Regions from separate parts of the Homo sapiens genome. Here regions 2 and 3 are each linked to region 1. The links are chromatin loops, found by intact Hi-C in ENCODE. Cell type or tissue: endothelial cell of umbilical vein. All regions are shown on one strand. Each heading gives the region's core, and the rest is flanking DNA. Links, peaks and the distances in the headings are about the cores only.

Region 1 (11,145 bases), core at 2,590-7,589:
TAAATCCCATCTAACTTAAAAGGTCTTGGAGTGGGGGAAGAACTCTCCATCCATGAAGGAATTTTTGTAGCTGTCCTGGGAAACCTATCGGGGTGCCTCATCCGACTGACAGTGAGGTGGCAGGGATTTAAGATTTAAGCAAGACCATGAGTTAGAACCCTTGAGACCTGCTAAACATGAGGTGGAAACAACTGTGCAAGTTCAAAATAAGAAGTAGGGTGGAAACGTACGAGGGGGAGGGGAATTTGTGGGGGAGGAGGCACAGCACAATCACTGGAGGGCATAGCAGAGAGGAGCTGGAAGGGTCAGGTCTCCAACCTTGGGGTGCAGTGGAAACTGCAAGAGCAGGGTATAGAGGAGGATGGAGCCAGGGCCACCAGGCAAAAGTGTTGGTTACCAAGACAACATGTTCAACATTATCTCCTGTGTCCTCTAAGGTACTTAGGGGCCAGTGGCCTAGCAGAGCAGACCTGGGGCTGCAGTTGCTGAGACAATTGTTTGAAATAGTCATAGGTCGGAGGCAGAGCAAGAGGATGTTCTGTAGAAAGAGTGTAAAAGGATAATAATTTAGTCCTCTTGTTCCAAAGAGGAAATCTGTGCATTTCCAATTTTCAGTCTGATAAGTAAGCTCTTCATGGGCAAAGACAATTTACACTAGTCTTGTGCTATTTTTTTTTTTTTACTGTAGAATATATATTTAATTTTTTTTATTGTACTTTAAATTCTGGGATACATGTGCAGAATGTGCAGGTTTGTTACACAGGTATACATGTGCCATGGTGGTTTGCTGCACCCATCAACCCATCATCTACATTAGGTATTTTGTGGAAAAATAAGAACGCCTTTTTTTTATTTTTATTTTTTTTAAGACAGACAGAATCTTGCTCTGTCACCAGGCTGTAGTGCAGTGGCACGATCTTGGCTCACTGCAGCCTCCGCCTCCTGGGTTCAAGCGATTCTTCTGCCTCAGCCTCCCGAGTAGCTGGAACTACAGGTGCGCCACCACACCAGGCTAATGTTCGTGTTTTTAGTAGAGACGGGGTGTCACCATATTGGCCAGGCTGGTCCTCTTTTGTATCTGGTTTGTTATGTCTGGAGAGTCATCCGTGTTGTTGTGGGTAGCAATTGTTTATTCTTTTGCATTGCTGAGTATTATTCCCTTGTAAGACTTATATCCCATTAGTTGGTTATTTATTTTCCTGCTGATGGGTATTTGTGTTGTTCTCATCTTGGGGGTATTATGAATTAAGCCACAATGGGCTTTCTTTCATAAATCTTTTATTGTGGACATATCCTCTCTTTTCTCTTTATTCTTTTCCTATTTCACTGACTCCTTTATTGATGTTCTCTGTTGGTTTCTCCTGACCTCCTCAACCTTTAAAAGTTGAGCTCTCCCACTCTCAGTTCAGATCTTGGCCCTCTTCTCCACTCGCACTCATGTTTTGGATGATCTCATTCAGTCTCATGGCTTTAAATATCTTACGATGCCTAAATTTATATCTCCATCTCAGCTCTCTCATTTAAACTCTATATTTATACATTCAAATGTCTTTTCAATACCCCTACTTGGGTATTTAGTGGGTATCTCAAACTTCATGAGATAGAAAGTGACCTTCTGATTAAACCTTCATAATCTGTTCCACCCCTGGTCTTGTCCATCTCAGCTGTGGCAACTCCATCCTTCTAGGTGCTCAAGCTGAAAAAACTTGGAGAAATCATTGACTCCTCTCTTTCTCTCCCACCTCACATCCAATTCACCACAAAATCCCATGAAAACTATCTTCAAAATACATCTTGAATCCAACCATGTCTCACCACATCCATTGCCATCTCTCAAGCCTGGTATTTCTGTTTCAGCCTTTGTTCCTCTATACTCTTTCACAAAGAAGCCAGGATGATTCCTTTTAAAGCAAAAGCCAGACCATGTCACTCATCTATTCAAAATCTTCCAAGGGCATCTCATCTTACTTAGAGTCAAAGTCAAATCCCTTCCTATGGCATATAAGGTCCAACATGAACAGGCTTCCTTCATCTCTCCTCTACACAATCTCTTCCTAGTCTTGCTATAGCCAAATTTGTCTCCTTGCTGTTTGTGAAGAAGCCAAACATATTTCTACCTCAGGAAATTTGTTCTTGCTGTTTGCTCTTTCTGAACTGGTGTTTCTCCAGATACCTGCATAGACTGCTTTTTTACCTTCTTCAGATGTCTGTCAAGTATCATTTTATTACGAAGCATTCCTTTAAAACAAGATCATGTCCTTTGCAGGTACATGGATGGAGCTGGAAGCCATTATTCTCAGCAAACTAATGCAGAAACAGAAAATCAAACACTGCATGTTCTCACTTATAAGTGGGAGCTGAACAATGAGAACACATGGACACAGGGAGAGGAACAACACACACTGGGGCCTGCTGAGAGGTGGGGTGCGGGGAGGGAGAGCATTAGGAAAAACAGAGAGTGCATGCTGGGCTTAATACCTAGGTGATGGGTTGATAGGTGCAACAAACCACCATGGCACATGTTTACCTATGTAACAAACCTGCACATCCTCCAACAGAACTTAAAATAAAAACTAAAATTAAAAAAGCATTCCTTTGAGCACTTTGTTTAAAGCATTAATTCTTTTTCATACTATGCCATATGGAAGGATTTAACATATATTAACTTGTTTAGTTGTCGATGCACTGTGTATTACAGAGAATTTCTTAGAAAGAAATCGCTGAATATAAAAACAAGCCACTTCAAGAAATAGGCCTTTCTCCCAAATTAGGTTATAATCTCAAGGAGATTACATTTACTTTTATCCTCCACTATGCTCAGGCTGGTGATGTTAATGCTTCTTGATAAGTATTTGTGGGTACCGTTGAATCATAGAAAAAGTAATAGCTTAAACAAAACAACCGTAGAATAGTGGTGAAATTACTGAAGGGACTGTGGTTTTTGCCAGTTATGCATGATGTAATCTTGAGCAAGTAGGTTGCTGATCCTTTCTGAGTCTCAGTTTCCTCATCTCTAAAGTGAAAGTCATAATTCTTTTATATTTGCCTCAAAGGTAAACTCAGCATGAATGAAATATGTAAAGCAGATTATCTGATAAATGGGGTTATAGGAATCATTTTGGATAGCATTATTTTAAATGTTACATAAAAGCATATATAAACTGTAAAGTAGAGCACAAAATATGACATTAAAGTATGAAAGTATTGAGTAATTGTGTCCTGGACGTCTCTATCGGTAGATGTCTCTATGAAACATTGGTTTCTCTTCAGTCGTTCCAAAGATGGATGTCTGAGTACAGTGTGTTATTACATGAAGTCTCTACTTTTCTAGAACCTTTTGTTACAGGCCCCTGGTCTTTGCAAAGTGATCATTAACTTCCAGGTGGCCTCCCATTCTGACTTCGGCAATGGGCCAATTCCTTGATTCTATCTCACAATGTAACTTCCAAAGTAAATGTCTATTAAGCCTTTGTGTAAACATTCCAGACCTGTAACAAAATCAACTGAACATAAATCATATCCAGAGAAAAGGGTGTAGGAGAATGTGTAAGTTTGAAAAATGAAATAATACAGTACAGTTTCATTGTGGATCTCTGGCCTCAGTTACCTTGACTAAGACTTTCTCTGGTCTACATCACAGCTCCTCCCCAGAGGTAGTGGTTTTTGGTTACTTCAGCGGGCTCTGCCCAAATATAGAGAAAATAAACCCTCCACATGAAAAGATGTAAAGATGCCTACTTGCAAATGGGCTTAACCAACATTCTAAATAAAAGCCAGATTCTACCATCTCCTTGTCACTTACCGTATCTTGTCCCTATTAAGAAGTTTTGGCTAGAAGTCAAAGAAAGCAATTATAATAGGTATGGTTGTTTTGCTTTGGTATTCCTTCCTTCTTTATTTAGAAATGGATGGTGGATAAAAGTTCTTGCCTTTATGAATTGATTTGGGAATTTTTTTTTTTGCCTTTGGACAGAAGGATGTTAAGATAAAATGAAAGCTCTCTCTGGAAGAATGGGAAAGAGTGGAAAGAAGGTATTTCATAAAAGTTAAGGACTTTTGTTTGGTTTTTGCCTTCAAGGGCTCAGGTGTGCATTCTGTCTTTGAAGTGTAAACTTGTCAACTTGAAGATAGTTGTGCAAAACTTTAGTATTTCCAAAAATACAACTCTGGAAGCATATGTCTAGAGTGTGTCCTGTACAGAGGGGTCAACGTATTTGAAGGTAGGCATTTTCAAATAGGTTTTTACATTTTTAGAGTAGAACATTTAAGCTCAAAGAACATTCTTTTCTGCATACCTAGCAGGGTCTAAAGCCATGCCATGTCCTTTTTTATACTTTTTATTTTATGAATGAAAATATATTGTCAGCCTTACTCTTTCTTTCTCTCCGTTGGAAATTAATGTAGAAGAAAAGATCTCACCCAAAGGGATTTTGATGGTAAATAGAGATGTTATAAAGTCCGATAAGCTTTGGAATGAGTTACCGGGAAAGATGGTACAGTATCCTTTTCCAGAAATTAATTTAGGATAGGTCCTCCCTGGGTGGGTTCCTTTGGTTTTGGTTCTGTCTGAATGCACAAGATGGTCAAGGAACTTTAAGACTTGCATTGCACTCCTGTATTCACTGTTGTCGTTGTCTTGCTCATATTCCTTTGGCCATACCAGGAAGTCACTTGCAGATAGGCCAAGTATGTGCTGATGGCTTTCTGCATCCTTAAGCCCAAATGCATATGATCCTCCGAGGATGCTTCACCTATGCATGGAGCAGTCTGGAAGACACTGTTGCATAGTCCCAGTCCCAGAGATAGCTCTCAACAATGAGGGATAGAATTGGTAATAAATTCCCCAGCTCCCTTCAGCCTCATAGGGACAGTTCTGTAGTATGTGGTATGTTCTGCACAGTCACTTCAAGGGTCCCAAGTAAGACTGTGCCCAGTTTCCTGCAGAAGTAAACTGCTCATAAACACAGTCTAATGGCCTCCCTTCCTTCCCTACCTCTACGGAGGTTTCAGCTCCCACGTATGTTACTTGTACCCAAATGCTGCTCTCAGAGTCTGCTTCTGAGGGAGCCCAAGCTAAGACAATATCTGACCTCCTCACTGAAGGAATTGCTTAGGCTAGGCATGGAATCTGCTAACCTTTTATTTTCTTGGCTCTTGACTAGAATAATTATTTAGCACTTGCTATGTTCCAGGCATAGTTCCAAATGTGTGTGTTCTCTCTGTCTCTCTCTCTCTCTCTATATATATATATATATTTATCTATATATAATGTATATATACATATATACATTAAAAATTCAACTCTATGAGGTATGTACAAAAGCTATTCACATTTTACAGATAAGAAAGTAGAGACATGGGGTGGGAGGTAGGTGACTTGATCAATGTCACAAAGCCAGGAAGGCTTTGAGCCAGGATTCAAGCGCAGGCATCTGGAACCAGCATTCCTAACTACTAAGTCATCCTGCCTATTCATCTGAAAATCAACTAAAATAATGGATTTGAAAAAATAAAAAAAGCAGTTCTAAACAAATGAAACGAATGATTGCAACTAAAACTTTCTCAGCCATATCCTTTTATGACTCTCATGTGTTGAGAGGATTTTAAGCAAAAATAGAGACGGGCCGCCTGTTCACTCCAATCACTAAAAGCCCCTTACAAGTGAGTTGAACTTTGTCTAAAAGGATATTAGATTCTGTTACCTAATTACTGCTTGTCTTTTAGAGTCACCATGAGGAAGTCCATTTTCAAGAACTTGGGAGGTTTCAGTTGCAGTGGATTATAAGAGGCACTGGAACAGCTGATATACTGAGGTGCCATTAAGAATTATATCACCACCGAAGCATAATCTTGCTGTAGACATGATTGCTTTGGGCGTAGGCTCCCATGTCAGTGCCAAAAACGCTAAGACTTGGAGAAAGGAGAGGAGAAAGTAGAGCTACTTCCTCTGTATGCTTTGCTGCTTGGAAAGGAGACAGAAAAACAGCAGGAAATGCTCACTTCTTCTCTTGGGATCTTTCAGGGACCTCCCACCTGAACAGGACGATTGAACTTTGCTTTGGTAAGGGATGACTTGCTGGAAGATGAAAAGCCTTGTGGTGGAACATGAGTGGAGCTCTTCACAGCTCCCCAGGCATTGCTGGTGCAGCACGGGGCAGAGGGTGTGGTACAGGTGAGGAGGTGGGTGTGGCTCCAGCTCACGGCCGACAGCTTTCCTGTTCCCTGCTAGGGCAGCTCTGGCATGAGCAGTTGGGAATCAGACTCTGGGCAAAGCAGGAGCAAAGAGCCTTTCTGAGTTTCCTCGACTGACTTCAATGGACCTGTTTCTAGAGGGGCATGAAGGTGGCTGTGACTTCATAAGCAGAATGGAAGTGATTTGATCTACACCGGGCCTGGGAAAATTGGCTTAGGTGTGGCAAAGGTACAGAGTGTGAAACAGGTGGGGAAAATAAATTCAAGATCCTGAACTTTTCCATGGCCCCCAAAGGGGAAGCCATGGGTACAGTGAATGGAGGGGCTGCCTTCAGCTCACTTGGCGCTGTGGTGAACTGTCTCAGGGCTTGGCACATTGCCACCATTCCAAGACAGATGGGAAATAAACACCATTAGTATGTCGATAAGTGTTTGTTTTCCTTCAGCATTAGGGCTAAGAAAAATAAAGTGGGGAGGGTATCAAGCCCTGGAGTAAGCCTTTAAAAGGTTTCCCCTTTTGAATCTCTTACGGTTGTCTATTTATAACAGTTACAATCACAACAGAGAGGAAAAGACTTCAATCACCCCTGGGACACATTTTGTCAAAATTACATTTAAGCACTTTTTATTTGTAAGCGAGAAGCATTATCTTTTATTATGCCTTTAAAGCAGCGTGGGGAAGTTGTGTGCATAAACCAAGGTGTTGCTGTGGCCTGTTGTCTTTTGTGAACTTCTGGAAAGGATCACCAAGAAGGATGCTCTGATAACTGTCTGCCAGGCAATTTGCATAAGAGGAAAGAGGCCTTTCTGAAGATCATTAAAAATGATTCATTACTATTGGTCATACACATACATGTTGTTTTATTACTTAAAAGCATAAATCATACATTGGCAAGTAATTGTGTTTATCAGACTATTTTAGGCCCTGGGAGGAGTAGAGAGGTACAAAGTGTGGTGATTATTCCCAAGGAAAGTGCATTTTAATTAGGGAGACAAGAACAATTACACGTGCAGTAGTTAAAAGCTATACAAAAGCCTATGATTAAGTGGTGAGTTGTGAATAACAGGCTACCCATGCTGTGATTCTCTTAGCGATGACACAAGCGACATCTTGGAAGAGGCAAAACTTGAGACAGGTCTTCAAGGATTGGTGCCATCTGGACAGGTTGAAGAGGAGTAGGAGGGCTTTCGGATGTGGAGAATGGCATGCACAAAAGCACGGAGGTGAGAATGCACATATGTGTCTGGGACTTCTAAAACAGGGCAGCCTGATTGGATTGGAGCCTTTGGGCAATGATGAGTGAGCAATAAAATGGAAGAGAACAGGGTCAGAAGGGGCAGACAGGAGTTACCCATCCTCATAACATGCATTCACTTCTCAACTCCATTACAAACCCACACCAAATTTTTCTGTGTTGACTATTTGAGTATTGTAATTTAAAAAGAGTAATCCGTGTACAGAGCCCTGTACTGGGTTACAGAGTCTGTCTTAGTTGAGTTTTCCCCAGAAGCAGACACAGATAGAAAGAGTCCAGAGCAAGTAGTTTACTAGGGAGGTCATTCTAGGAAACTTTAGCAGAGGGGCAGGAAAGTGAGACAGGAAGGGAAAGGAAGGCAGTCAGGGAAGTGCTATTAAGATACCAACATGGACAAATGGAGCAAAATCCCAGTGGTGAACTCTAGAAATCAGTGTATAAAATGTGCCTCAGAGTGAACTCATCTGGGAGGTGAGGAAGTTGGGGTATTTATCCACCAGTTGCCATCAGTCACTGGGTGAGGGCTGCTTTTGAGGGCATTAACTTCCTAACACTTTTGTTCCAGAAAAAAAGTCCTAAGGGAGAAGTTGCAAGCGTTTTTAGTAAAGAATCCTGGTCCTAATATGTCCACATCTTTAGAATGGAAGTTACAGCATGTGCTTCCAACCCTCTAATGAAGGACAAGTCATCCTGGGGCATCGAAAAATCCTTTCCTTGGCCAAGTTTGCCTCTTCCTATTTCTTACCATTCATTACTATGGTCTGCTCTGAGGCAGAGCAAACTCTGGAAGGATGACTGTAGAGTTTGGGTCGCAAATGGAAGCATCAGGGAGAGTTCTGGTTATAATAGAACTCCACCTGAGCCAATTTACTTTTAGTGCAAGGAGTTTCCAACACAACTGCAATGGAGATTAACAAATATGATAGTGGCTTGAATTTGAAGAAGCTGGAGCAATGATTCTGTGTTGGGCTCTGGGTTTCCAGTGGAGATATGGCAGTGAACTGGGCTCATGTTTTAGTTTTCATGGGGAAACCAAAATGGTCTCGTTAAAATTCAGCAAACCAAATATCCACCCACCTCCACCCCAACCACACACACCCCTTCCATTGCCCTCTATAACACATGGCACAGGCCAGCTAGGAAATATAAAATCAATCAGTGGTTTAAATCAAGTTTTTTACTTTCTCTCTCCATCTGCAGCAACACTTTATGCCAGTTGGATTATGGTCCATTGGGAGAAAGATCAATTAAGGTGAAACCCCAGTAGAGAAAGCACTGGAGAACAACATTCATTCTTCCTTAATAAATCTTAGTTTTAAATATTTGCTTTGAGTTTTGTTCCATTAATAAAGAAAATAAGAAGGAAAACCAACCAATATTTTGTTTTTCCATATGCCGTAGTGGAATCCTGAAGTTGTTGAATTGAATTAATGCTTGATTCAATGTGAGGAATGGACAAAAGACATGCAGAGATTCAAGTTCCCTCCGTAATCTGGTATTTATTCATCAATCCATCCATCCATCTATCTATTCATCCATCCATCCACCCACTCACCCACTCATCCGGCCATTCACCCACCCACCTATCCTCTTACCATTAGGAAATTCTTTTATGTTAAGTGCTATAAGAGCCAATTCCTCTTTTTCAGTAAATGGAGAAGAACAATTTGTATTATAAGAATTAGTGTGGGTTAGATTATTTATATCATCTTTCCCTGGTGAGGGTTCATGTCTAGGTGTTTCAGACTAGCATTTTTCCTTGGGTAATTTCCACTTTCCCTTTGTAAGCTGATACTTTTACTACATGTAAGGTCATAAACTGTTGTTTTGTAAAAAATATTTTGACATGGATGAACAATTTGGAGTGTAGATATGAAGACATAAAAGATAACTTGAAAAAATCAGACTGATTCTAACATTTATGTAGAGAGGTAAATAATCAAGAATAATTAGTAACATTCTGAAAAAGAAGGGTAGCAAGAAGTGACTATCCTATTATTAAATCTTATAAAAACTCATTAAGACAGCATGGTATTGGCATAAGAATAAAAAGACATCATTGGAACAGAATTGAAAGTTTAGAAATAGACCTAAATACATACAATAGTTTAATATAAGGCAAAGTTTACATCTAAAATCAGTAAAGAAAGATTAATCAGGGAATGAGGACAACTAAGTCACACATCACACCCTACAGTATAAGTTCCAAATGAAGAAAATATTTAATGTTAAAAAGGAAATACTGAAAATACAAACACGTACAAAAATTATTTTATAATTACAGAGGAGGGAAAGGCCATAAGTCATAAAATGAAAGATTGATTAAAAATAAAGTACTTGCACCTGGTGAAAAACACCAACATCAAAGTTCAAAGATAAATGACAAGCCAGGAAAAATATTTGCAATTCTGTCAAAGTGTGAATTTCTCTACTCTTAAAGGAGGCATACAAACTGATAAGAAAAAGACCAATATCAAACAAATAGCAGAAAAAGAATAGAATAGTCATGTTTATACAAAGGGAAATTTACAAAGAAAGATCATTTACATTGCTTTAAAAAAGAGAAATGCAAAGCAAAGCATAACTGAGATACAATTTCACCTGTCAAATTGGCAAAGATTCAAAAGTTTGGTAATACCTGGTATTGGCCACAGTATTGGCACAAACAGGCTTTCAAATACAAATAGTGGGGATGTAAATGGCAGAAGTTGGCAAACGATGGCTTGTGAGCTCAATTCAGCCTGCTGCTTGCTTTTGTACTGCCCAAGACCTAAGAACCATTTTTAAGTAGTTGAAAAAAATCAAAATAATATTGTATCGTATCGTATTGTATTGTATTTTACTGTACTGTATTGTATTGTATATTGAACATTTGCTAAGAATAGATTTTAGGTGCTCTTATTACACACACACACAAGGTAGCTATGGAAGGTGATGCATAGGTTAATTTGCTTGAACATGTTAATCATTTCACTATACATATGTGTATGAAAACAATCATGTTGTATACTGTAAGTATATATCAATAAAATAAAACATTTTGTGACACATGAAAATTATGTATAATTCAAATTTCATGCCTTAAGTTTTATTGGAACAAAATCATGCGCATTCCTTTATTTGTGTCTATGGCTGCTTTTGTGCGCCAATGGCAGATATGAGTAGTTGTGATAGAGACTGTATATCCTGCAAAGTTGAAAATATTTGCTTTCATGCCCTCTATAGAAAAAATGTCCTTACCTGTTGCCATACAAGTTGGCAATATCTATCAAAATTACAAATCCTTTTTGACCTGCTGAATCCATATTTTCTTTTCCTACAGATACACTTGCATAAACATGACTTGACATATATCCAAGATATTCATTGTTCTAGTGATTGGCAAAAGATTGATGCAGTAAATGGCTCTCAATAAAGGGCTGGCTATATAATTATAGGATATCTTCACAGTGAAATACCATTCAATTATAAAAAAGAATAGAAAATGATTCATTCATTACACTGAAATGAAATAGTATTTGAAATACATTAAGTGGAAAAAGCAAGATAGAGTGGTAGATAAGATGGAAACTACCATTTGTGTAAAAAAGTAGGATAAGATATGTATACATATGTTTATACATTTGCCCACACATTTTCTCTCTCACACACATACAAATAAATTATCTCTAAAGATTACATAAGATGTCCTGATAAC
Region 2 (11,145 bases), core at 3,844-8,843, 100 kb after region 1:
AGGTCGGGTGATCGAGACCATCCTGGCTAACACGGTGAAACCCCGTCTCTACTAAAAATACAAAAAAAAATAGCCATCCAAATGTGGAGAGTCCAGCAAGGTCCTAGCATGGTGGCAGGCGCCTATAGTCCCAGCTAATCGGGAGGCTGAGGTAGGAGAATGGCGTGAACCCTGGAGGCGGAGCTTGCAGTGAGCCTAGATGGCGCCACTGCACTCCAGCCTGGGCGACAGACTGAGACTCCGTCTCAAAAAAAAAAAAAAGAAAAAAAAAATCTGGATGTTTTGGCAGTTCCAAGAGGTGAGCTCCAGACGAATGTGTGTTTATAACTCCAGGTCTGTCTTTTCCACGATTTGAAAAAGAATTAAGAACATTGTGAAGATAAAGGTAATTAAACACTTAATTTTGTATGTTGATGACAGAAAATAAATAGCTCTGCTGGTCACACATTTCCATAGGTTATTAGGTACCTCACATATGCTAATTCCATGTACTTTTCCATGTCCAGGAATCTATTGTCTCCATCACTGCCTTATAATAGTGGAAATATGCCTATAGTTTGTTTAACTTTCAGACTCTTCCCCACTTTAATCCAATCTTCAACAGATGTATTAGCTATAGTGTAATTGGTGCATCGTGTATCAACTCAAAAAAACTTTCATTGATTCCTTATTTCCTATGGTTAAAGAAATCTAGAAGCTGAGGTTCTTCATAAGCTCATCTGAATGACTTTGGAAATGTTATCTTCCACAAGATAAGACAAATGTTATTTCCAACTTCTCTAAACACATGGTGAATCTAGTTAACCTGACCCCTTTCTTGTCTAGAGAATTTACATGGGCATTCTCATTACTTCTCTTCTCCCAGGGTGCTGTTCTCACCCGGGAGCTTCATGCTCTACTTCTTTTCCTTATATATAAATGTGTGTGATTGTGGATGGATAAGATATCTGATCTGTTTGCAAGTTGCAGACATGATGTCTCATTCCTAAATATTTCACTGAGTAAAAGGACTTTCTTTTACATAACCATAGTATTATGCAATAATGAAAATAATAATCTTAAGACTGATGAACTTTTACAGCTATGCTACAGACTTTATTGCAATTTCCCCAATTGTCCCACTCATTTCCCTTATAACAAAAGAATACGAAATCTTGTCCAGGATCCAATCCAGGTCGCTTGATGCATTTAGTTGCCATATTGCTTATGTCTTGTTTTATCTGGAAAGATTCCTCAGTTTTTCTTGCCTTGCACATCTTGACATTTTTAGAGAGTACATGCCAGTCATTTTGTAGAATGTCATTCAGTTTGGATTAGTCTGTGCTACCTCATGATTATATTCAAGTTATACATCTGTTTTTTGGCAAGCACATCACAGAAGTGATGTTAAGTCCTTCTTAGGGTGTCATATCAGGAGACATTTGATTTCCATTTGTCCCATTAGTGGTGATATTAACTTTGGTCACTTGATGAGGGTTAGTGACTGCTGGGCTTCTCCATTGTAAAGGTACTATTTTCCTCTTTGTAGTTAAATATCTCATAGGAGATATGTTGAGAGTAGATAAATATCTCCCCTCACTTGTTTTTGAAATAATTTTAGACTTAACAGAAAAGTTGCAAAAGTCATACCAAGTTTCAATATACCTTGTATCTAGCTTCCCCTACGTTAGCAATTCACAAAAACAAAATGGAATGATCAAAATGAGAAAATTAACATTGGTATAATACTTTTAACAAAACTACAGACCTTACTGGAATTTCATCGGTTTTCCCCCTAATACTTTCTTCTATTCCAGGATCCCACATTGCTTTTTTTAAGGTTGTATCTTCTTAGTCTCCTCCAACCTATGGTTGTTCTCACTGTCATTTCTTGTCTTTCATGATGATGAAACCTTTAATGAGTGCGGGTTATTTGTTGTGTAGACTTTCTCTCAATTAGGGTTTGTGTTCTGTATTCTTTTGATTAGATTGAGGTTATGCATTTGCGGCAGGAATGCCACAGAAGTGACAATGTGTTCTCAGTGTGTGATATCAGGGGAACATCATGTTCATATAGCTTATTGCTGGTGATGTTAACCTTGCTCATTTTGCTGAGTAGTGTCTGCTGGGTTTCTCCACTATAAAGTTACTATTTTCCCCTTTTGGAACTGATCAATATCCTAGGGGAGATACTTTGAGACTATGCAAATATATTATTTCTCCTGAAACTTTCGCCATCAATTATAGCATCTATTGATGGATTTTACTTGCAACAGTTATTACTGTGGTCATTGCTTAATGGTGATTTTGCTTGATAATACTGTTTCTCAAAAATTTTTCTCTCATTTTTTTTAGCATCCATTGATGGTTCTTGATTATAACAATTATTACTATGGTAATTTTCAAATGGTGATTGACTAGATCTCCAATCTTGTCTCTTAATGATGAGCATGAATTTTTTGGGAGCATAAACTAGAGTTGGTAAATTCCTATTGTCAGCTGTGAACCCATAGATTCTATTTTATGTAGTCCTAATGCTAGACTCTAATTACTAGATGAAACCAGGACTGCTTTGGGAGAAACTATTAACTCAGAGGAATTATTAAGACAATTCTATGGGGCTACACCATATCTTTATAATTTAGTAGGTGGTTTTAACTTTAATTGGCTGCTAGATATAATAGTAGCAATCACTGACATTTGTTTGCACCCTATAATTTTGCAAAGCATTCCTTAAAACACTTTGAAATATATTAATTGTTGTGTCCACAGGCTAGGTTTGGTTTACTGCCACTTACAAATATCTTTGTATAGACAGACCTCTTTTCTGATCTATTTTCTAAATTTTTTTTTTTTTTTTTTGGTGGGAAAAGGATTGTTGGAGTAAGTAACACTAGCTTGCTATAACAAACACTACCAATACCCTAGTCTCAGTAGTTTAAAACAATAAAAGTTTATTTTTTGTTCATGGAAAGTATGATGTGAATGTTCCCTACCAGGGAAGATTTTTGACATGGTCATTCAAAGACCCAGGCTTATTATATTGGGACTCCCTCGCTCTTCGGACCTTGCTGGACTCTCCACATTTGGATGACAGAAGAGTAAAGAAGGAATTTGGAGAATTGCTTGGGAGATTCTTATGGCCAGACTGAAAATGGCAAATAGTGCCTGTGCTTCTGTTCCATTGGCTAGACTCAGTCACATGGCTATTCTTCCTGCAAGGGAGGCTGGGAAATATAGTTTATCTAATCTGTATGCCCAGGAGGTAGAGGAAATGGTTTTGTTGAAACATAGCAGTTTCTGTCAGTTTTGATTTTAAAAGGTTATCATATGGCACATGAAGCCAAGTGCTTGGCTCAGAGGAGATTAATTAATGTGCTGTGTTGACTGCATCAGGTGTAGGGGGGACATCTGTGAGGCTAAGCCTCAGCCTAATTTATAGGAAGAAGGCTTCCTGACTTTAATTCTAGTTAGCTTTGCAATAACCTTTCTAATTCCCCAATAGCCCTTCTCCCTTTGATCAAACTATCTCTAAGAATTTTCTACTCTAATGAATGACTAAATCAAACTGTTCCTTTAATTAAGCGGAGTACCGACATCTTTGAGAAAAAGTCATTAGACACCTTTCGATCCCAAGCTTGTATAAAATCTGGAAGAGCTGAGGAAATCAGAAGCATATCTAAGACCGACTTGCAGAACCAATATAAAGAATATATGAGGGCTTTTGGAAGAGAAGCCTCTCTCTTGCCCCATTTCTACCAGGACAAAACTCTAAAGTCAAAGCACTTTGGATCCCACTATGTGATGGGTACAAAATGAAGTTTTAAAGTGATAATTTTTAAAGGCTTATTGCAAAGAGGCATGAATTATTCCTCTTTAGCCAGAAGAGGAGTGCGCTCTCAATATGTGTCTTCTTCAAGTCTACCCCCACCATCCACATAACGAAGATATACTGATCACCTGTATCACGTATTGAAAGATCCCCAAACCCTTGGCAGTTTGTGCAATGAACATTTTCACTGGTCATTAGTGATCCTCATTAAAGAAACCTATTGAAGAGAGGGCGGAGGCATCCTGCCAGTCTGAAAGGGGTTATTAAAAAAATCCTTGTTATATTAAAAAAATCTTTGTTACTCTCGATGCTTCATTTTGAAGGCATGAGGTTCTCACTGGATATTGCATAAGATTGTACCATAAGAGCAGCTTAAGAAATTAATAAATCTAGCTCAGGATAGAGATTTTTTTAATCAGAGAAGAGTCATTCCAAATTCTGTATTGTTGGTAAAATTAGCTGTCTGTGAATCAGAAGAATGTTAAGGTAATATGACAGGGGAAATACTTTCAGTGAAAATGATTCTCTATGGTTGATCCTGGCTGCAAAATTTTCTGCCAACAGAAATTGATGTCTGTGTTGGTGCTATTACCCTCACTTTGCTGCACTGCCACTCCCATGCTGTGGCCAGGCAGAGAAACACTTGAACACCATGTTCATGGACATCAATTTATCTTTCAAGACATCATGATATTATTGTGTTATTAAAAAGAAGAAAGTGGAGTCTACTCCCTTCTTGCTTAATCTACCTCCAGTCCTGTAACTGGTGTGAAACCTGAGTTTTACAGTTGGAGGGCAACTGCCACATGACCTCCCCTCTTCTACGGAGTCATGCCATCAAACTGCCCTTTCTCTTTATTATTATTTATTGTTCCTTGAACTCAGCAAGCAAAAGTGGCTCATATAATAACTCTGGCAGTGCCAAAACAAACAGACACAGTACTGCCCTGAGCTGCTTGAGGTTTAGAGACACAAATGATATTGTACAAAAGAGAAATGTAGAACAACTGCAGAATGGAGGAGGTGTATTTCCCCTGTGTCCCCTTTCTCTTGCTATTTACTCCACACTCTTTGACTCAATGAAGGAAACGTACGTGAAATATATACCTTCATGTCTGAATAATTTTAAAACGTTGAGAAGATTTAGACATTTCAATAATTCTCACAAAAATGTTTAAACAATTCTACAGATTTAGAATTTTAGTTCTTGCCAGAAAACTAATTCAACTTAATTTTGGGGATGGTTCTTGAAAAAAACACTATTAAATACTATTGTTAAATACTATTAAATACTATTTTTAAATACTATTAAGTATGGGAAGGAAATGCAGAAGGAATGAGCAGGGCATTTGGGGAGAACTGAAATCACTTAATATTTCACCAGAACACTCCTTTTTAACATGTTATTAAACATTTTAACTTGAAATCCTATATTTTATTATGTGTAAACCTTGGGTTGGAAACATCCCCTGGAATTAGTTGAAAAGGTAAAAAAAATTTATGCATAGAAGGAGTTACGTCTTGCTAGAGACTCAAATGATTATCAAATTAGTAAATAAATGAATAAATTAATTACTACTTGATTTCTTTGCCATTAAATCTCTTTTCCTGTCTTTCCTCCTGTATTCCTCCCTTCAAAAATAATTGTCAGTTACTATAGCTTCTTCTCCCACCCAGTTAAAAAATATTTTGTTAACCTTTGCCCATTTGGTGGTCTGGACATTTGCTGTTGTTTTCTGTCCAGAATCTCTTCTCTCTTCTGTTAAAAGTATTAATGTTTCTTGAAGACCTTTCTTCCTTCACAATCAGGTCATGTGATTTGATTAGAGCTGACCTGCCCCCATGTTTCAGGTGGTTATGTCATGACCCAGGCTCAATAGATGAACATGTGACCCACGCTCACTAGATGAACATGTGACCCACATCTGTCCAATTACAGTGAATCTCAGTACTTTTGCTGGTGGTGTAGGAAGTATGGAAGGAAGTCAAGGATGAAGGTGGTATAGGTGGTCTTGTCTGTCCACCGGCATTGCTAAGAGGAGAAGAAATTGGTCTGGGGCTGTAGTGCACTATCTTGTCACCTCGAGTTGTGGTGGTGAGGTCCTTTTTGAAAGGAGTCCACCAAGAAAGTCCATGATTTCAAGATGTTCTGAAGACATCATCTGAGTTTCTAGATGTACCGGTTCCTGAAACAAGATATTGGCTATTGAGACAATAAAATCCCCCCGGCCCCACTTTTTTTAATGCCTGTTGAATTGGGTTTGCTGTCAATTTGCCAGAAGGGTTTAGACAAATGCATCTCCCCCAAACACACACCCACATCTGTGTTTTAGAGAAGAGCATAAATCAGAAACAGCAGTGTTTTCTAGTACATCTTTCTTTGTTCTTACTATCAACTACTAATTTTCTTGGTGTCTTCCTTGGTATTTTCATGTAAAGTAAATGCTGCATGAATTACTCAATGAATTATTATTTTTTTCTGTGAATAGAACATGCCAGTTATACTTTAGGTTATTAATTTGTAATTGTTAGAGCCAGGGGTTAAATTGTGCAACAGTCAAGTCCCTCCCTCATTACCATGCTTTGGCTGAATCCTGTCTCCAGAGAGAGGAAATGTTTCTGTTACTCTCCCTCTTCCTGAGGAAGCATGTCTCCAGCCTTGCAAAGTCATCAAGACTGAAAAAATCACCACCAGGCTGTGATAACAGGACAGATCCCTCCCATGCTGCAAATTATGCTGTCTCCCCACTGAAGCCACTCGCCTCTGTAGTGTCCTCATCACTGAGTGATTGGCTTTTCCTGAAACAAACACACACAGCATGTGCTATACATGTAGACAATCAGGAAAACTTCAGAAAAAAAGGAAAGAGAAAAGGAAGGTGTGTTTTATGTTCTACTAGTAATAACATGATAGCTTTTATTACTTCTAACTTTATTTCTTCTTGGTTTGACTCACTTTCAGGAGGTGATGTGGTGTGCAGGCCCTGTGGTTTTATCTTGAATCCTGGCTCTTCGGTTTAGCAAGGATACTATCTGGGCAAATAACTAATTTCTATGCTGTATTCCCCTATTTGCTAAAAAGTATTAATACATACCTCATGGTGATGTCAGAGTTAAATGAGATAATATACCTACAGCACTTAAGACAGTGTCTTGAACATGGCAAGTACTCGATTAAGGTCAGCTGATGTTTAGTAGCTGGACAGTTTCTCTCTTTCCTCCTCACACCACTCTTCCTTCTCCCAACCCAGGTTAGACTTATCCCTTTCTTTGCTAACTATAACAGGTAGCTCCCCACAGAGTATAATTTGAGAAGCCTCAGAAAGATGTCTCTTGTACTAAAATATTTATCCTTTAGTCCCTGTTGAAATTTTCCTTTCAACCACATTCTGGAATTAACATTGAAGTTCCCTAGTAAAATGCAAAAGCATCAGTCATTATACACTTTGAATTTATCAATTGATTCCTAGACATCAGATTCTGGGGATATGAGGCACAGGAAGAATCAGTCAGAGAAGACAGGCTAAAACTCAGGGGTGTGTTTTGTCTCTGATTTCAGAGCTTTAGGAGAGATGAGAATGGGATGCTAAGAGAAGGAGATAACCTACCTGGCCAACCACATTGCCAGATTCAACTGGTGAATAGTAGGTGATGGACGTTAGGATGAGAGTTCCATCACATCTTTGTGAAATGCTGTGGTGGGGAGTCCAAGATTGATGCCCAAGTTGGCTGAAATAAAGCTCCTCTAGGTATCAGTTAGGAGTCATTCAGGAGAACAGAAACTGATCTAATCTGAAACCAGAAAAATTTAAAACAGAGTTGGACACATAGTTGCTGGAACATCTGCGACGCCAAATAGAAGCTGCTAAAGAAATACAAAGATTTGCAAAAGCAGGATGCCATTATCTTTCCTGAGGTTAGATGCATAAAGAAGGAGGTAGTGTCTCTGAGGCTGGAAGCTAAGCCCACCTAGCAAAAGCAGGAGCCTTAGCTGCCTCTCTGACAAGAACCAGAGCCATGGAGAAGGCACAGTTGCTACCTGAGACATTGCCTATGACAGAGAAGGATGGGGGAAATGCCCTGTACTCTCCTTTCTTTCTGCTCTTTAACCTCCTGCCAGCATCTCTCATTGGGTGAATGTGGGTGGAAGTCAGCTGGTACAGAAGCCTGGAAAACAGAGGCTGCAGGACCCACCTCCATGGTAGGCGGCGCAGTTTAGGAGATGGGACTAAGAATGACGTGAGAACAATGAAGCGATGGTCACAGTGCTGAGAAGGTGAAGGAAAACTATTATGGTCAACTAAGTAGGCGACATTGAAGAATTTGAGGTGTCAAAGGTCCTCTTTACGTTTGCCATATTACGTTTGCCATACATGTTGAGGATTTTGGCTTAGTTTTTAGTCTGGACCTAGATGTAGACTATTATACACCTCACTTCCTTAGTTTTTCTCAATGGTAGTCATGGAGTCTGCATTAGAAACAGTTGTACTGGTAGTTCAACATGCTAATTCCTGGGCCTCACATCAGGTCTTCTGAATACATTTTCCTTATTATGGGGTCCACTGGTTTGGTTATTTCTATGTTATTGAGATTTGTGTTTATAGTGGTTTTTTTTTCTATTTAAAATTGGGACAATCACTCTCCGAGCAAGCTTTGCTTGTTTTCTCTCTTTGATGATGGGTGATCCTGTTCTTATGAAGTTCTAGTCTATTGGCCTGTTTAATATCCGCCCAAAGGTTCTGCCCAGGACTTAGACTGCTGATGAGAAATGTCTCTTTTCCAAAGATTGATGGTTTAACTCAAGAGAAGGGCAACACATTCTCAAGCATTTTAACAGATCTCCCATCCCAGGAACAGAGTTGCACAATTGAAAAAGTTAGAAATAGAAACCAGAGGAATTCCTTGGTGCAAGAGGTCAGTGAGATAGACTTCCCAGCTGGACTGCATAGCATGCTGCTCATGGCCTTGGGAAGCCATTTCGGGCATTTGAAGCCAATTGCTTTGCATTTCCTTCAATGCTGTTGTAAACGATTTTATTTTTATAGCTATAACTGGTGGTGTAATGAGCATAGGCCTGAGTCATAGATGCTTGGATTTAGTATTCCTTTGGTGCATAAGGTAAGGTCTGTGTCCTCTCCGACCCTGTTTCTCATCCTTAAAATGAGCATAGTTGCTTTGCTTCCCTTGCAGAGTAGTTGGAAAAATCACCTATATTAATTGAATGATTTCTTTATTGAGTTCACCCATGTACTAGGTCTCATATTAGAAATATAAAGACAGCATTCTTGTCTTTGACATGATTGCAACTTCTTAAAGATAATTTGTATTTGAAAGCAGCCTACACTTTGCAATGCTCTGTTGAGTTGAAAATTATTATTTAAAATACTGTAATAAAGTCAGATGGGCTTTTCCTAATGGCTACACTTGCAGTTGAGGTGGGTAGATATTAGTTTTCTGCTTAGGGGATCTAAGGGACGATGTCAACATTTTTAACCCGAGGACCTCCAGAAGGCAGTCAACTATGCTAAGCTTGCTATTGGCAGGCAAAAGTCCTCACTAAGGAGAGGAAAAAGAAAGAGTAAGAGGAAGAGGATTAAAAGATGTGAAAATAAAAAAGACTGGGATGAAATGTAATGACAAGTAGTGTATAGCTACCAATGTCCACTGAAGTTACTATTTAAGGCACCTCCTGCCAAATAATTTCGTCCCTCTGAAGCATTTTATGAAGTGTTTACAACTAGAAATTATAAAAATGTGAGCAAAAATCTGTTTTTAAAACACCTCCCAAACTTGCCTTTACTGTTTTGGAACTTGTTTCTTCTTACTCATAAATTATTGCTTACATGTGTTATTTTTGTTTTGTTGTGTTTTTCTTCTGATGGAATGATAAGCTCTCTTTTATTTTTTCAACTTGGGATGACATGTTGTACTATTCATTAAGCACTTCTAATATTTTACCTGATGCTTTATTTATTTTGTCACAGTTATTTTCAAGCTTTAACTGCATCAGAATTACCTGGGCAGCTTGTTAAAACACATATGACTGAGCCCCACCTCCAGAGCTTCTGATTCTGTTTCTAGTCTGTGGGATGTGGTCTAATAACCTCCTATTTGAACAAATGCTGATCCTGCTGGTTCAGGAGGAACCACTTCTTTAACATTTCAATAATATTGTTGAATATTTCCTCCCTTGGGCCTCTATTTTCCTGTGTTGGGTTGTCTCTCTTCTTACAGAATATAGTTATTATAGAACATTTTAATAGAATCTAATATGGTAAATCCATGGGTTTTTGTGCATTTCTTATGCAGGAAGTTTATATTCCAAAATATCTGTGGGACCCTTTCAATGAATGGTTCTCTTCTCATGTAGGCCATGGTCTAGGTAAACAGAGAGGAAATGCTTCCATATTCCCAACTCCTGAGTTCTAAAATAGAAACATGATATTGTGGCTTGGACAGGTACACTAAATTTATCACATCAATATTGTAAAGAATCATCTCTGGTGCTCAAGAGTAATCCCAACAGTGTAGATATGATTTCTGTTTTGGCTCATATGAGAAGCCCTGGCAAGAGGAGGAGAAGTGGATCGTTGGTTGCTGGCTTTGCACTGAGTTATGCCACTTTTCAGCTGCATGACTTTTTGGCAAAATCTAGGATTTTGTTACCTCAATTGTGAAATGGGAAAAATGACCATTTGCCAGATACATGGAGTTGCTGGGAGGTTCAAGGCTGCTAAATATGTAAATTATGATGGATTCATTGGTTGCTTCTCATTAGGTCCAGGTTTGTCTTCTTTTCCTGCTATGTTGCTTTGGACTGAGATGTTGCTGTCTCCATTTTGGATGTAGTGACAGATGCTGTGCAACATAGAATGGAAAATCTCCTTCCCTGGTGATCTTTACAAGATAAGGCATTATCACGTCATAGGAAAATCTCCCTTCATCCCTTGAAGCTGTATTAACGCTGTTGGTTTCATGAGTTTGTTTAACATGCATGATGGGTGAGCTGTCAAAATCTCTATCAAGGGCAGAAGTCTCTTATTTTGGTACAGAAGCAGATTTGGGCAAAAGAAATATAATTACATTTTTTCTATTGCTTTGTAGGATCTTTGTCAGTAGCTAACTAGATGGACTTGAAGTTACCAAAGGAGAATTATAGCAGATTATACTGAATCAGATGCATTCTCATAGTAGCGAACAATTTTTTTTCTTTTTTTTTATTACTATTATACTTTAAGTTTTAGGGTACATGTGCACAACGTGCAGGTTTGTTACATATGTATACATGTGCCATGTTGGTGTGCTGCACCCATTAACTCATCATTTAGCATTAG
Region 3 (11,145 bases), core at 2,563-7,562, 340 kb after region 1:
AGATTTAAAATGTACACATAAAGCCATTCCTCATTTACAAAATAGTTTAAGAGGAAGAATTACATGTAAAGAATTTAAATAGGACAATTATTCAAGACAAAATAGAAAGTAAAATCAAATAGAAATATTAATGAAATAGAGAAGTGATAGGTTCTCATTTCTTTTTACAATGTGTAAAAAGAAAATATAGTTTATTGGAAATCAATATTAAGGTAGAAAAGAGAATCTCCTTTTTATGTTGAGGGAGCATTTCAGAAGTCATTTAGTTTAACCTTTTGTTTATGATACAAACCTATTTTATGATTTCTCTGAGATCTTATCAGTCAAGGAGTGATTATGTTATATGGCTCATAGTTCATTCACTCAGGAAGCAATCTATTCCATTTTTGAAGAGCTATTAAGAAAAGACAAATAAAAAGCTATCAAAGGTCACTTATAGGAAAGAAGAAAAGGAGTAAAGCTGTTAACTTGTGAAGAGCTTAATTGGAGTACCTCTACTGAAAGTTAGGTTATTCATATTAATCTCTCTGCTAAAAATAATTTTAAAATTCTGAATAAAATATTTTTAAAGGATTAATATGAAGTGTTAAATAACTCATAAGATAGAAATTGTAGAGAAAGATGCAACTCAAAAGATAGAAAACAAAGTTTGATTTTACCATAAAGACAATTGTCAAAACTGAGAAATGTGAACACTGGTTTTGGGAACTTTAGCCTTGAGGAGAAAAAAGAGAAATAAATTAAACTCAGAGCCTTCTAAGGCTGAGGAATCATCAACTTCAGTTAGGCGTTAAAGGATTGTACCATCAGAACAAAAGTGAAGAAGAAATAAGGTGGAACTTAGATGGATTTGCCAACAAATTTGCAATTCCTTGGTGCCTCTTTAGAAAAAAAGAAAACACACACACACACACACACACACACACACACACAGAGTTAATTTTAATTTAGAGTAGTATCAGCATTGGTAGTAACAATGAGTAGATGAAAGAAATAATACTCATTTTGACTAAAGAAGGATAACATTGTCATAGCCTTAAAATACTTCTAAAAAATAATTTTCAAATAAAATGAGAAACACAACGTCAAATAATTCCAAGTACCCACGGAAACAAGGAACTGTGAGCAAGAACCAGCAGAAAACTGAAAATAAAAATGAAGAGTGAAAGAAAAGAAAACAAATTCCAAGATTGTCACATTCTAGAATTAGTAGACACATTATAGAACAATCTGTTTGCTAGATTTAAAGATTTAAAGCCACATTTGAAAATGTTTACAGAGAATAGAAAAGTTTAAGTGATCTAGCATATTTTTCAAAGTAATATTTCTATCCCATTGGTTACTCCTTTTAAAAATTAAAAAGTGTTATTTCTAGAAATAAAAAATATAATAATTAAAAGTTTAAAGTATAAGTTTAAATGCATATTAGATACAATCCAAGAAAGAATTAGAACTGCAAGAAACGTTAGAATAAATTATTTAGGATGTTGCATGGAGAGACAGTGGATGGAATACAGAAGGTCAAGAGGCAAAAAGGATAGATTGAGAAGAACGAATATACCCTTAATTTGATTCCATAAAGGAGAGAATAAAAGTATAATGGAGAGATAATATTTGAATAGAAAATAAATAAAAATTTTCTAGAACTGATTAAGGACAGAATCTAGAGATTTTAAAAAAAGCTAATAAATCTCTAAAAGGGTAAATAGAAAGACATTTACACCTAATCATTCTATCATGAAACTGCAGAATTCTAATGAAGAAGAAAAATCCTGAAAATAGACAAAAGAAAAACAGATTATCTTTAAAGAAATGACTGACAGCTAACTTAATAGCAACAGTGAATGCCAATAGCAATGGAATGGTGACTTTAATGTGCTGAAGAAGGTAAATGTCATCCTGAAAATCTATATCCCGTGAAAGTTACCTTCCATGTGAAGAAGAAATTTAGATTATTTTCAGGCAAACAAAAAGCGAGAGGATTTGCCACCAGCAAACCTACACTAAAAGAAATAGTAAAGAATGTTCTTGAGGCAGAATCAAGTTGAATCCAGAGAGAAGATCCAAAGTGAACAGGGAATGAAGAAGAGAGAACAAAGTGAATATGTGGGTAAGTCTAATAAAATGTACAAAATAACAATAATTAAACATGATAATAAGGTATTAAAGATTAAGACAGAATTTAAATCCAAAACAACATTAACAGATTTACTTGAATGTGATAAAAATGAGTTGAAATGTTCTAAGGACCTTGTCTTTTCTAAGGGAAAATTGAAGTATTGATTAATTTTCTACTTTGATGTATACTAATGTTTTAACTTGTATGATTTTCAAATTAATATTTAAAAATTAGAATAAAAACATTCAAACTGAAATATTACAAGAGGGAAAGGAAATACAATAGAATAGTTAGAGAAAAATAAAAATCAAGAGGGTATATTTTAAACACAAACGTGTTAGTAATCATTGAAATGCAAATAGACTGATTTAAATGCAAATAGACTGAATAATTAAAAGTAAAGAATATTAGCTTGGATTAAGGAAAATTCCTGTGAAATCCGGTACATCCATAATCACTGGAAGTGGGGAATTCATGTTCTAGTTTATGAGGGTGGTGTTCCCTGAAGTTGTGTAGTATACATCCTATGTGTCCCTGGAGCTAACAATAAAAATAAAACAGAAGTAGAAGCTTGGACAAATATGTATTATTTGAGTGTAAAACAAAGGAAAGGTAGTGTTGCAATAGTAATACTAAACATAATAGATTTAAGGCAAAAGGTATAGTCACTTTATAATGATAACAACTTCAACTCACAAGAAGATGTAATGATTTTACATATCCATGCACCTAATGATAGAGATTCACAGCATATAAATCAAAAATTGATGGAACCACAAGAAGACGTGGACAATAAGAGAATCAAAAGAATATATAGGCAAAACTACACTCATATAAGAAACTTTTAACACATCTGTTTCAGGAATTGAAAGAACAAATGAATCAAAAATAACCACTCAGAATTTTAGCATATTATCTTGCTCAGTAGTTAATAGAATTGCAAGGAAAAATCAATACAGTAAAAAAGAGGCTGAAATGCACAAACTAGGTATTTGTATTAGTCTGTTCTTGCACTGCTATAAAGAAATACCAGGAACTGGGTAATTTATAAGCAAAGAGGTTTAATTGGCTCACAGTTCTACAGGTTGTACAGGAAGCATAGCACAGCATCTGCTTTTGGGGAGGCCTTAGGAAGCTTACAATCATGGTGGAAGGCGGTGGGGGAGCAGGTGTCTTACATGATAGGAGGAGGAGCAAGAGAAGTCGGAGCCACCACACACTTAAATGACCAGATCTCAGGAGATCTCATTATCACGAGGACAGCACCAAGTCATGTGGGTCCCACTCCCATGATCCAGTCACCTCCCACCAGGCCCCTCCTCCAACATTGGGGATTACAATTCAACATGAAATGTGGGGGAGGACAAATATTCAAATGATATCTGCATTCATTACAAGGAGTTACTAAACTTTCACAAAGTAGAATAAAGTAGTTCAAATGATAAAAATAGGGCAGAGAAGATAAACATTGCCAAAATTTGGTTCATTGAAAACACAAAATTTTAAAACATCTAGAAAATTAATTTTAAGAAAAGGAAAAAAAAGAAAGCCCAAATAATCAAAATCAGGAAGACAAGGAGGCCATCACACACATAATGCAGACATTGTTAAGATATTACGAACACTCTTGCAAATAAAATGGAAATTTCAGAAAAAACTTGAAAACAATCTTAGAAAAATATAACGTGACTCATCTTACTACTTTTATATACACTTAATGGGAACCTACAGTGGTTTAAATTTTAGAAACAATTGTAAAAGGCCTTAAATATATTCATATACTTTTACTTCGTAGTCTCAATTCTCGGTAAGTTTGCAAAGGAATTATGCCTAAATGCAAACAATAACAACAGCGACCTTGACATACAAACACATTCCACATAGTTACTTACTCAAAAAAGAAAACTGGGCCAAATCAAGTGTGAAACTATTGATGAACAGCTAAAAAAATGGAGACAAGTGGGCCAAAACATCGTTTTTTTTTAATCCACTTTTTTGAAAAATGAGAAATCTATTTTTATTTCATTTTGTTTATATTTGGGCATATACTATAAATGTCCAGCAACAAAGACATTAATTAAATAAGTGATAGAAATATACTATGAAATACAATGAAATCTTTAGAGATGATTGTGTAAAAGTCTTTTTATATTTTGGGGACTCTAGCCCATTTGCATAAATTATCTTAATCCTATAAGAGGAAAATACAGAACCAGTAGGGAAAAAAGAACAAGATCATGGCAAGCTGAAAAGGCACAAAACTTCACTAAATCAAGTCAGGATTCAAAGAGAAAATCTAGCTTTATAGGGAAGCAGTATTAATAATAGTAAAACCCCAATAGTCCATTGTAATGCTTGAGACAAGGCCTCACATTTCAGCAGGTAGAATTATTACCACCCTGGGGACTCACGACCACAAGTCCATCTGTGATCAAAGCAACTCAGTTCCAAGTTTCACTGGATTTGGTGGTGATGTTCCTGATAGGCCTTATTTATCAGTTCTATGGTGACCATTAAAAAAAAAAAAACTCTCACACACACAACAGAATATTTTAAAAATTGAAGTTCATTTTATAATCAATAAGCACACTTAATGCAATGCTATTTTTCATTATTACTAGGTTGATAGTTTATCTTAAAGTTTAAGGCATCTTATTGTCAAGGAACCATAGTGTTTCCAGGGTTCTTCAGACTAGCTCAGGAACTGTGCCTATGGGTGACACCTGGCATTAGAGTTAGCACAGAGGACTTAAAAGCATTGGAAGGGAAAGGAGACCAGAAGTGAAACTGTAGATCATAACACAATCGAGTTATTAACAAAGATTACTTCCAGGTCTCAAAAGCTTGTGCTCTACTATGAGAGACAGGCTAAGAACAGTGACAAACCCTAGAATATCCTCCAGCAAATACTAGGAAGTTGGTTCGTAAGATCACTTTCCCAACTGCTACGCCCTCTGTTGGTAGGCACAGTTGATGAGTCTGACCTCACACAGAGTTTTGCTTCTGTCTTTCAAAGTCTGCAGGTTGGAAGGTGTAAAGCTGTGGAGTTTCACTGCCAAGTTCTGTGGCACAGGCTGTATACTCTAAGAATTTAAAGGCGAGATATTGAAAAGGACTAAGGAAGGATTAATGAGTTAGAGTTGGGGCTTAAAGAATTTCAATAGGTAAAAAGAGGGCTTTTCCAGGGCTAATAAACATGGAACTTGAGAGGGGAAGAAGGAAGGTGCATTTTTGGCATAGTGTTTCTTCTGGAGCATTTCCTTATTCAGCTCTGGAAGTTCTTTGGCTAAACTGGAATTGCAAAGGCAAGAATCTACTTGGAAATAACTGGAATGTGACAATATATTTCTCTCTGCTTCTCCCTCCTGACACAGAATTGGAGCCTAAGCCTCTTTGAGACTTTTCAGTCAAAGCTGGATTTTCATGCTAACGTATCTTAACCATACAGGCCCATTCCACATCTTGCAAATCTTGTGCCAGAAAAGGATTTCCACTGCCTTGCAAAGCTGTCCTGGCACAAACAGACCTCTGCGGGCATAGAACAGAATGAGCACAGAAAGACTACACAGCTTCCTGTGCTTGACAGGGTAGGAAGGAGGCTCTGCGCTATTCCCCTCGGGGGAAGAATCCCACACACTAAGTATAATTTCCAGGCAAGTTGAGTAATGGGGCAAAATTAAATTGGACTCTCCTTCTGTCTTAAACCTAATTAATCTTCCTCTACCATGCACTTACTCCACTAAAATATGGCATTAAAATTCCAGCACTTTAGTTAGCACTTTCCAGCAGCTTTCTATAAGGAGTAGTAACCTGATCTACTAGTTCATGAAATCCTAATATGGAATAATTTAGAAAAGTGAAAGGGTTGGTTCTCAGCAAATAAATAAGATATTGACTTAGGAATTTTAGATCCCAACAGTAGAAAAGCAGTGCCCCAGAGATATAAGTATTGTTATTATTATTACTTTGTTGTGTGATCTTGAGTCTAAGAAATCTATCATGTTAGTTGTTAGTGTAATTACATGCTTTGTGAGCATACTCCTTGCTAAGGATTTGTGGAAACAGAACTCCCTAATCTATAACTGTTAGTAACTCATATTTATTTTGAATTTGTTCTGGCTTCTGTTTTTCACATATTTAAGTGTCAGATTTGCTGTTGTGTGCTAGGAAAAAAAATGTTTACTTCAAAATCAACCATATTTTGATTTCAATGTACATCACAGCTTCAGGGTAGAAGTGCCCAGGATTGAGATGGTTGAACAAGGGTATATTTTCCACCTGCCTTAAAACTTAATTACAACTAGAATCTTTTCTTCCCCCTTAAGTGAGTAAATCCCAGACCAAACCTCTCATGTATTTACTTGTTTTGTCCATGCTAAGACTACAAAAAGAGAAAACATATTCTGGCAACAGTTATCCTAAGAGAGAAAAATTGCAAAATACCTAACATGTTGAAACATTTAGAAATATACCACAAATATTCATGTTTATGGGTTGTTTATATGTGCATTTACATATATATGCATATATTATTATGATAGCTTAATAGGAAAGATTCCTGCATATTATAAAACTTAGATTTATCACCAACTCTAGTTTTATGACATTGACTAGAAAGGAAGGACCAGAAATAATGGTTCTCTTTAGCTTTAGATTGGGTGATTTTTACCATTTATGTATATTTTATTTGATTGGCATAATATAGTGGAGCACATGAGCAGGTCATGTACATAATTCTCTTTTTTTTCCCTGAAGGCCAAGCATATAAGAACATAAGAGTGAAGTTCTAAAAGATTTTGTAGATAAATGATTGCAATAAGATGACTATCGATATTTAGGTATGTTTTAAAAGGACAGAAACTTAATTTGTTGTTTCTTATTGTATTGTTTCTTTAATATTTACTTAATTGCTTTCATTATTAAATACCTATAATTAATTGATTGCATGAAGAAAGCAAGAAATAAGTGAATAAAAAATATGTCTATACCAAATGACATATATAAAGTATAAAACAATGATCAGTTAGATCATAAATATTTTAGCTTCTGCAGTTCATACAGTCTCTGTTGCAACTAGTCAACTCTACCATTTTAGAGCAAAAACAGGTATGGATAAAGTATAAACAAGTGAGTGTGGCTGTATTCCAATAAAATATTGTTTACTAAAATAGTCTACAGGCTGAATTTATCCCATGGGTCATGCTTTGTCAAGAGCTGATTTAAGGCATCAAGGGCAGCCCTTTATTCTCAAAATAAATAATTAGCTTATAGGTATTTTAATAATTTGCAAGACTTCATGAAAGGATCGGCTCAGAGGAAACACAATTCACCCAAACTTTCTACTGACAAGTCATCAGTATATAGATGGTGTACAGGACCAAGCAGGCCTTTAGACTTTCTCTCCTCCCTGCCACTAAATTCCTTTTGGCCTTGCTGTATTTTATGAGTTATTCTTGTTTCCAGCCTAATACGAGGAAAATGGGTAGATGGCATAAGAGGACATTGAATGTACTGAAGGCAGCCCAAATATTCCATGCATTAGTCACTTCGGATATCCAGTGGAGTGAATGCGGCATTCATTAATGCCCAATGTCGGCCCGGGCAAAGTCCAGACAGTCTGCTGGCAGCAAGAAAGCTAAAGGCAAGAAGGCCTGTGTCGATTGTCGTCTGTACTTACGAGGCTGAGAAACAGTAGCTATGAATCAGCCTGTCTGAGACTCTGCTGTCATTATTTGCAGCAGTAAGGAAGATAATATTTTAAAAAGCTTTCAGGAATAAAATGAGTCTTAACCACTAGAGGAAGAATCACAGTCTGCAGCTACATTGCCTAGAGGCTTAATGATGATTCATTGCAAATTAGACCAATTAAGAATACCCCCCATATTGTAGTCTTGAGTGGCTTAGATAAGATCATTGGTTCCCTTTGACTCCTGGGATCCTAAAATAAATGGGATCTCAGAGATTTCTGGTTCAGGGCTTGTGGAATGTTAGAAGTATGAGGCATCTCACTGGAGATCTGGTCAACCCATTTCTTTACAGATGCGTAAACTGAGCTCTGGTGAGGTAAATGACATCCAGTGATTCATAATTAGTCGGTGGTGAGGTAGAAATTGAGCCAGCACTCTTGATTCTGGGTTGATAGTTTGATTCTTTTATTAAGACAATTGTTATGTATTCAACCAATGTAGTTTGCACATTGTTTTCCAAAGTGATTTCATCAGAGAACCCCTTTTGTTTCCTCACATGGTTCAGAGAAGACCAGAGTTCTCCAGAACCTACTTCAGGAAACTCTTTAATGACTACCCGACACCTTCAAGCCCTTTCAACTCCACCCACACATGCTGTTTTCAAGTCTGGAAAATGAGATCCAAAGAGACTAGGTTGTTGGCTCCTGACCTTGCCTGTATATTAGAAGTACCTACAGATCTTTTAAAAATTCCAACTCCAAGCCACACCCAGACCAATAAATCACAATCTCCAGGGGCAGGACAGAGACATCATATTTTTTGACGTTTCCCAGGTGATTTTAAAGTACAGACAAATTTTGGGAGCCACTGGGACAGGGCATTTCTACCTCTGCTATATCTCACATAGGAAGGCATCATCCATTATGGTGAAAACATGATTTGAGGACATTAGAAGAGATGGAATAACATTTCTTGAAAGGATGCCCTGCCACCATTGTGAACACACATCAGAGTAGTTCTGAAGAACAAAGGAACAAATATAGGTGAAAGTGCTCTAGAAAACTGAAGGATTTATATAATATATTCTTCTTTTATTTTAGGAGGTATTCAGACTTGAGCTAGCTGTGAATGCTGTTTTATCTAACTATTTACTAGGAAGAATTATTCTGAAATCAGAGAATCAGTAAATTTTCAAAAGCACTTAACTTTTGAAAGTAGACCTAAAATTAACTCAATTTTTCTCCTGAGATTTTTAATATTGTTGCTGCTGCTGCTTCTCTGATGATATCTCGATGGGAGTCTATCTGTTGTAGGATCTCAACTTAGCAGCTCACCTGTTTTTCTTTCAGAGAGCTTTAGTACATAGTATATGCTGTTTAAAGATAGAAGCAAGAGTTTGGGTTTATTCAACCTTTACACAGAGTAATTTACTTGTGCTGGCTTAAAAACTAAGACCCAAAAACTATTTTTAGAAGAAATTATGTTTATCCTATATTTAAAATTCAAAATATTTCAGATGCATTCAATGAAAGGAAATGCAGGACATGTCATAACTGAGCTGCTTTCTTTTATTTGATGCTCTCACATAAAAGGCTTATTACCATATTCCATTCAAACACAATTTTTAAATGTTTTCTGAGTCTTCTTAAATCAAATCCTCCTCTACCAACACAGTTGGGTAATAGATGGCTTTGGAACAATTAGCTGAAGAGGAGGATGATGATGTACTTTTATATATTTCAATTAGAATAACACTCCAGTCGCATTGTTGAGATTGTTGTTTCTGGATTGCAGTTCCAACGTCATACTGAGTTTGCTCATTTTCATGAGCCAAGATGGGCTCTCTAGTCCTTGATTCCCTGGCTCATCTCAGCTTGTAATAATTGCTTCCATACTTTCCCACTCGTTCCCTTACTTCGGGTTTGTCCTCTCGTCCCTTCAGTTCCTGTACCCTTCCAGAGGTAAGGCAGAACAGCAAGAGCCCCTATCCCAGAGTTGTTTATCTAAAACAAATTCACTGTCTCAATACAGTCGAATGCATTCTAGTTTCCAGAGGCTGTGGTTGCATTGTAAACACACAATACTTACTTAGGTTGTGTTTAATTGGGGTGGCTTTAAGAGATTCTGGGAGGAGCTAAGTGACCTCTCACTCCCAGCTACCCATCAGTGTATTCTCTCCCATAGAAGTTTAAAATTTAAGGCAAAATGAAACTGTCTTACAACTCCTGATTCTTACACTCATCTTCAAATATCTTGCTTTCTGTAGGAAATTGCTTTGTGAGATTTAGGAAGGAAAACCCAAGAAATACTTGCCCTGAAAAACCAATGAACTGAGATCTATAATGGAAGAGCTAGTGCCCTTGTAAGACGGAAATCTCAGACATTGGCATCTTTTCTATTGTCCTAGTGACAGACTTATCAAAATAAACAGACAACGATGCTCTCCTGAAGTGGCAGAAATTCCTCTTGAAATTCTAGGAAAGTGATCATGATGGGGAGATCTCCAGAGCAGAGTCACTCAAATCAAGACAAGATAGGAGAGGAGGGAAGTTGAGCTGCCCATCAGGAGAAAGAAAACAGACTGATAGCATCTCCACCTCCACCCAAGAAGGCCCAGTGTTTGCTTTTCTGAGATTTTAACCAGAGTTACACTGATCAAACTTCCATTCTAACCAAACGACAGGTCTTTTCGATCGTTAGTTTTTATGTGTGGGCAGCCTGATGTCCCAGGCATCCATGTGGTCGGCTCGGTATTTTCATCCTGTCCAGTGGATGCTGATCTTAGAAACCACATGCCCTCAGCTGCTTCTACTTCTGGAGCACCATTTCCAACCCCAAGTTAACAAAAACTAAACAGCTATAATATATTTCAGTAGGTGAAATTGGAAAAGACAGGAAGGAGGGAGCAATATGAAGATGTCCCACACTGAGAAGACACAGGTAAACAAAAGAACTGTCAAGAGGTATTTCTATCAATGCAGTGGAGCATTGTGATCTTATTTATTTCAACAATATCTGTTTATATTCAACAGGTGTGTCAGTAGGACAATAGAAGAGATCTTTAATGTGTTGAGATTTTTCTTTTTATGTAAGCACTAGCTCTTCCCCAATTATCCTAGTCCTTTGGTTTTCAGAGCAAACATTTCTTAGCTTTTCTTTCCTAAATTCCACAAATAGAAATTGAGGCTCTACTAAGTACCAGGCCAAAGGACAGGTAACAGTAAACTCATGAAACTTAATTTTACTCTACAAATGAACAGTTCAAATACCTGGGTTCTCTGTTTTTATGGAGATCCAAATACTTATTTAGAAAATTATGTCAAGGTTTTTAAGACAGTC

What was found. Peaks named below come from ENCODE experiments on the same cell type or tissue, not always from the same donor. Only the 100,000 strongest peaks of a DNase experiment are listed, where the experiment ranks them.
Region 2: it touches region 1 in a loop (2.6-fold over the local background); 4 of 110 quality-filtered maps call a loop at or near these places.
Region 3: a loop joins it to region 1, with 1.9 times the contacts of the local background. A loop is called at or near these places in 5 of 110 quality-filtered maps.

The regions. Positions count from the first base shown.
Region 1 is chr20:10,858,365-10,869,509 of GRCh38, forward strand. No RefSeq gene overlaps it. Among named protein-coding and RNA genes, the nearest start is that of LINC01752, 110 kb to the left of the region's middle. In endothelial cell of umbilical vein, for the core only: no CTCF peak of the experiment used is centred there; DNase peaks (open chromatin) are centred at 3,417, 5,457 and 6,487; H3K27ac peaks cover 809 bases.
Region 2 is chr20:10,957,438-10,968,582 of GRCh38, forward strand. No RefSeq gene overlaps it. Among named protein-coding and RNA genes, the nearest start is that of LINC02871, 64 kb to the right of the region's middle. In endothelial cell of umbilical vein, for the core only: no CTCF peak of the experiment used is centred there; DNase peaks (open chromatin) are centred at 4,664 and 6,474; H3K27ac peaks cover 1,655 bases.
Region 3 is chr20:11,200,269-11,211,413 of GRCh38, forward strand. No RefSeq gene overlaps it. Among named protein-coding and RNA genes, the nearest start is that of LINC02871, 180 kb to the left of the region's middle. In endothelial cell of umbilical vein, for the core only: a CTCF peak has its summit at 5,074 (motif pointing left); a DNase peak (open chromatin) is centred at 5,053.